Linked DNA regions of Homo sapiens: region 2 is linked to region 1. Evidence: chromatin loops called from intact Hi-C (ENCODE). Cell type or tissue: adrenal gland. All regions are shown on one strand. Links, peaks and the distances in the headings refer to the core of each region. The heading gives the core; the rest is flanking DNA. Region 1 overlaps CD44 (CD44 molecule (IN blood group)). Region 2 overlaps LOC105376626 (a long non-coding RNA gene).

What was found. A loop is a pair of places that touch in the nucleus more often than their neighbours do. Peaks named below come from ENCODE experiments on the same cell type or tissue, not always from the same donor. Only the 100,000 strongest peaks of a DNase experiment are listed, where the experiment ranks them.
Region 2: a loop joins it to region 1, with 2.0 times the contacts of the local background. A loop is called at or near these places in 14 of 110 quality-filtered maps.

The regions. Positions count from the first base shown.
Region 1 is chr11:35,222,396-35,225,320 of GRCh38, forward strand. The region is part of intron 17 of CD44 (CD44 molecule (IN blood group)); the gene reads left to right. Among named protein-coding and RNA genes, the nearest start is that of CD44-AS1, 8.8 kb to the left of the region's middle. In adrenal gland, for the core only: no CTCF peak of the experiment used is centred there; a DNase peak (open chromatin) is centred at 1,118.
Region 2 is chr11:35,013,611-35,016,535 of GRCh38, forward strand. It overlaps LOC105376626 (a long non-coding RNA gene), which reads right to left. Exons shown (of 4, transcript XR_001748180.2): 4 at 1-2,925. Among named protein-coding and RNA genes, the nearest start is that of MIR1343, 73 kb to the left of the region's middle. RefSeq lists an enhancer at 282-331. In adrenal gland, for the core only: no CTCF peak of the experiment used is centred there; no DNase peak of the experiment used is centred there.

The DNA.
Region 1 (2,925 bases), core at 96-2,595:
CATAAGAAGAGCACTGTTTCATCGTCTTCTTGCTGTTAGGAGGTCTATGAAGCAGAGAAGAACTTTCCTTTGGAAAACAACTAAATGAAGACAGTCACCTCGCTAGAACTGACACATGGGCTGTTTTTATATTCTTGAAGGCCACTCTCTCCCTACCTGAACCAAGACCTATAGGTTTACATGTTATTTACATTTTATATATAATATATATATATATATATACACATACATTATATATACACAATAGTAATTCTAGCAACAGAGGAAATGACCTTTAACAGGGGTATAAATCTAAATTTATAAAAGTATAAATCTAAATTTCTTACCCAAGACACTTTAAAGATACATTATTTTTCTCCAGGACGTAATTCATAGGAATATTAAGCCTTTTGTAAATGTCCCTTTAGATGGTTTCTCATAAGGTAAAAGAAACTTATTTCCAAGCAGGACCACCTTTATTGTGTCCCCAGATCACCTCACAGGGCAGAAAAATGCCCCTCAGTCTGGGAGAAGACCTAGAGAGAATTATGGACTCCTTACTGGTTTTTGGAAAGCAACCAACAGCTAATTCCAACACCATGGGCAGCCCATACAGTCTCTAATTATCTGAGAAAATCAAATGATGCTGTTACAATAATTACGCTGGTACAAGTTAATAAAAGTGCCATGTTACAGTCAAACAGCTATGTTGCTATCTATACCATTGAGGGCATAGTTTTAAAAAGTAGTTATGCTACCTGATTGTATAAGGAACAAAACTGAGAGAAAAAATCTAAAAGGCCGCCTATGATTGAATGGAAAGATTTTTTTTAGTTGAATTTAAATAATGTGACTTGGGGGAGCCTTTACAAAGAGTCTTTATACCTCCCTTCAGCTTCCTCATTTTCCCTTGGATTACTTTTGCTCAATTAAATATGAATTTCCTATTGTGTGCAATCAGCCCTTTATTGCCAAGCCCTAGAATGCACCACTTTTGCTCACATACACAGTCCATAAGCTTTGCACATGTCACCATAGAAACGCTGGCATGGATGCTGTCGACATTTAGGGAGACCTCGGAGAAGCATCTCAGCTGTCCCTAAGAGCAGCTGGAGTCCATACATTGGGGCTGGGTATCTCCCCCATCGTCTGTGTCTTGTCAGCAGCAGACAGCAGAGAAGGGGCCTCATTGCTGCCCTCTCCCTCCTCCCAAGACCAGCAGTCACCCTGGCAACCGGCAAACAGGGACACACAGGGTCCGGCACAGCGAGTATCTCACCAGGAAAGTAGCTGCTTGGATGCCATAAATTACTATGTCCTGATTTGATAATTGAAAACAGATTTGCCACGCAGCTAAAAGGTGGTGAACAGCTGTACGGGCCCCTTAATGGGCTCTGTGATTCTAAAGCTGTCAACCCATTTCTAATCCCCTTCAAAGGCTGAGGCTTTTCTGCTTTGAGTGTCACATTTAAGAGAAAGAGATACAGAATCCTATTTTCATCAGAGAAAGTTTGGTTGAAAATGGGGCCTCCAATAGGTGTTCATTTATTCAGCAAACATCTTTTGAGTGGCTCCTGTGACTACCAGCCCTGGCAAGGAGAAAGAGAAGGTAAAAAACAAAAAGAGTACCACCCCTTTTCTAAAAGAATCTTGAGGTTTAGTGGCAGTATTGGCCTCTTGAATTTGAATTGGCTAATATTTATTGAGAACATTCCCTGTGCCAGACACTGTTATATAAATTATGGTTAAAAGACAAAAGTGGAAAATCATTAGTCTCTGAAGTTGACATACAAGGATGGGTCATGGGCTTGCATGATGAAGTGATCTGTGAGTCACGTTGTCTTAAAGATGCTGGGTTGGGGGTTCTATTACTTCTTTAGGTTTTTCCACCCCTGCCATCATCCAAAACAGCTTTCTTTGCTGTTCCTCATGTCACCTGACTCCTTGAGTTACAGCTCTCCAAGAGAAATCATATTTTATTCCCTTTTCATGAGAGCACATAATTATTTTAGGAGTCAGTTGGGTTGATAGATACTGCGTGAGGCTCCAGAGAAGATTTTCCTTTAAAGAATCTATCTGGGCCAGGTGCAGTGGCTCACTCCATGTGCAGTGGCTCACTTTGGGAGGCCGAGGCAGTGGATTAGTTGAGCCTAGGAGTTCAAGACCAGCCTGGGCAACATGGCGAAACCCCATCTCTACAAAAAACACAAAAATTAGCCGGGCATAGTGGCGCATGCCTGTGGTCTCAGCTGCTCGGGAGGTTGAGGTAGAAGAATCGCTTGAGCCCCGGGAGGTGGAGGCAGCAGTGAGCCATGATAGTGCCACTACAGCCTGGGCAACAGAGTGAGACCCTGTCTCAAACAAACAAGCAAACAAACAAACAAACAAAAACCTATCTTATTTGTCTAAAGAGGAGAAAAAAACATGAGAACTTTACTATGTTGCTTGTACATAAAAGCTGTTCATCAGCCTTCACTTTAATGGGAATAATCGTCTTTTCTATAAACCCCAGCAGGCAGTCACCCACACTCCAATCAGTAGGTCTTCTCTACGCATCGCCATAATTTAGAAATATTTTCCTTCTCTTATGCTACAGTCTAGCTCCTGCAATCTGAGCTCACCCAACCTCGTCCTGCTGTCTAGAACAGTGCTATGCAATAGAACTTTCTGTGATGATGGAAATATTCTATACCTCCACTGTCCAATATATAACTACTAGCCACAACTGAGCACTTGAACTATGGCTAGTTCAACTGAGGAAGTGAATTTTTAATTTCATTTCATTGTAATTAGTTTAAATTCAAATAGCCAAATGTGGCTGGTGGCTACCATATTGGATGGCACAGCTCTAAAACAGTGCAAAATAAATCCCTAAATATCGTTAAGGATTGTCAGGTAGAAGAGTCATGAGATCAGTTGCCAAGTTACCCACCTAAATCTTTTAAG
Region 2 (2,925 bases), core at 304-2,803, 210 kb before region 1:
GCCTTGATTTCTCAGAGGGAGAGGAATCAGCTTTGAAGATGCCTGTCACAGACACTAGAAAATCCAACCATCTAGGGCATTGTGTCTGCTGACTCTGTGCTGAGGGATAGAGCTAGAACCCAAATTCCAGGTCCCTGTGTGTTGAAAACAGTCAATCAGCATTCTGACCCTGCCCTGATTACTTTGAATTCAGTGGCCTGGAAAGCCCCATTGATTTCACTGTCTGATTTCTGGAAGTCAATTGAAAGAGAAACATAGCAGCAAGAACCTAAAAGAAAATACAAAAGTTAGCACCTTCTAAGAATAACTTACTGGTCCCAAGTTGGTGTCTATACCTAGTCAGCACCATTAAGAGTCATCCCCGTGGTTGGGGGAAGGTATACCTACAAGGTATTGTCTACATGGGGATTTATAACTTTTACTCTTTAAGGTTTGCCTGCTTGCCAGAGATGTTGCTTCGTTTACTGTTGTTGCTTTCAAAACAGTTGCCTTTTATTTTCCTCTTGCCATGGAAACTGAAATAAATAAAGAGAAGCATGGTTTTTGAATGTTCTCCAGCTTTAGATGCATTGAAGTTTTCAAGATCAGTCAATAAGCATTTTTCTGCCCAATTACCTGTGAGAAGATGTATCTATTGGGAATAAAGAATGGGGGGCGGGGGGTATTGGAAAGGCTGATCAATAAGGCTGGGCTTCATGTCAAACATGTCAATGTATGCTTAGGCCAGTTTCAAATGTTTGGTGGCATTTTGTTCACAAAAGGATAGAGTGTGTGCATCATATTTGTTTTTTTTGTTTTTTCACAAAATTGAGTTAAATCCAGTGCTTTTGTTATTGGCTATTCTTCATGTAGCTTTCTTTAGGGTGGTTGTTTACAAAGACTTCGGCATGGTTTCACAGAGACTCATTCCAGTGGAATCCAGTTAGATGGTCCTAATGCTTTCGTTCCAGCTATGACATGTGTTTTGATTCACAGTATGCTTGGATGGACTGTGTGGATGCTTCATTCCTATGGAAGACATAATTCAGAACAGAAAACTTGTAACAGCAGCATCTTGCCTGCAAAATTATTTAAGAAAAAAAAAAAAAAGACTTTCTGGTTAATACCAAAATCTTTAACTGTCCTTTAGATAGGTACTGTTTCAAGTAATTAACCCACTGTGATTCTCAACAATGGGTCCATAATAGCCTTACCTGAACATTAACTCCTCCTATTTGCCCCCATTACTCCCAGAGATTCCAGTATTTTTTTAGTGGGGCTTTGGTGGTGGTGTGCGTGTATGTATGTATGTGTATATGTTATGTATACACATGCACATATGTGCCTTGGGTGTATGTAACTATGTATGTATATACACACATATTTTTAAACATAAATTTTTATAATATTCATTTTAAACAAAAGTATACAGATATATAATCTTAAGCACCACAGGTGAGTTTGAAGTCCAGCCATTGTTGGGAACCATGGAATCAAACACAATTTTTTAAAAGCACTTTGCTTTCATGACAAATAATACACTTAAGGATAGGAAGAGAAGGAGATGCTCACAGATACAAAGACGTTAAAAAAAAAATGCCCATGTTCATGAAGGGGCTTGCTTACAACCAATTGCTCTCTTATTTCACGGGCTCTTTTGATTTTACATAAAGTTCAGTGCTATAAAACTCTGTAAAATTTCATTATGTTTTTAAAGTCAGAGGCAGGGAAAAAGTCACCTCCAGGTGTTTAGAAAACTAAAAAAGACTGCCATTTCACTGGGCTAAGTTTGAAGCCCCGCAGATGCAAGTGCCTTGTATTCATGAGTCCACAAATAAGGAGGTGTTAATGATCAAGGTAGTGGTTGAGTGGATCCTGGTAAATACAGCTTCAATTGGAGATGGACTCAAGCAGTTCAGCATATACAGCAGACACACAAGCTGATGATAACCACTTACTATGTGCTAGGTACTGTTCTGATGCTTTGCTTACATCACCTCATGACATCTCGACAACAAGGTAGGTATTATTATCCCTGCTTTATCAATGAGAATTTCAGTCACAGACCCTTGACCACATTTGCTCAGCTAGTAGGCAGGGACTGGAACTCAAATCCGTGTGACTTCAAAGCCACGCAGCAACCACCACACCAGTCATATGCTCTGCCCTGTGGATTGGGCCATATTGAAACAATAAAGACCATCGAGCTGATGGATTTCGAACCACTTCAGAGAAATATGTAAAAGGCTTACATGCAAAAATATGTTCAGAAGACAAGCCAAAAGGCCAAGTATTCTTGTAAATGTGGCAGTGATGACTGAAGACTTTATTAAAAATATATTAAGCATGTAGATAGAGAGTGAACTGCTCATAAATCTAGGTGGTTTTGTTTACTTCTATTTTTCTGTATGTTTGAGATATTTCATTGCTGATTATTTTTGGGCAACGGGACATGGAAGAAAGTTGATAAGCTCTTCTGAATTATGACTTATTCAGGTAGTTTTGCATAAACCAGAGGGCAGATAATTGCTGATATGACCTCAACAAAGAGATAAGGTGGAGAAAGGAATGTTTGCTAATTATCTACAAAGGAAAGAGAAAGGTGAGAAATAATAAGTTACCTGATTCTCTGTGTTCTGTGCTTACTTGTTCCTCCAAAGCATTCTCCCCAGCATGTCTCTTCCAGCTTAATAACTGAAAACACTTAGTCAACAACAATACACTCTAGTGGAAAAGAGATCCTGTTAGTTTTCTAGACGATGCCTGTTGTGGGTATATTGTTTCCAAAATTATATTAGTGCTCATGAGCTGGAATCGCTGCACTTTACACACTCAAAATTATGAGACCATTTGTCCCCGGTGGTAGCTCAGTTTTTGGAGTGAACCTCAAAAGCAATCCTTGGCTAACAGAAGATTCTTCCAGATTCTAGCAATGTTTGTTCAAAG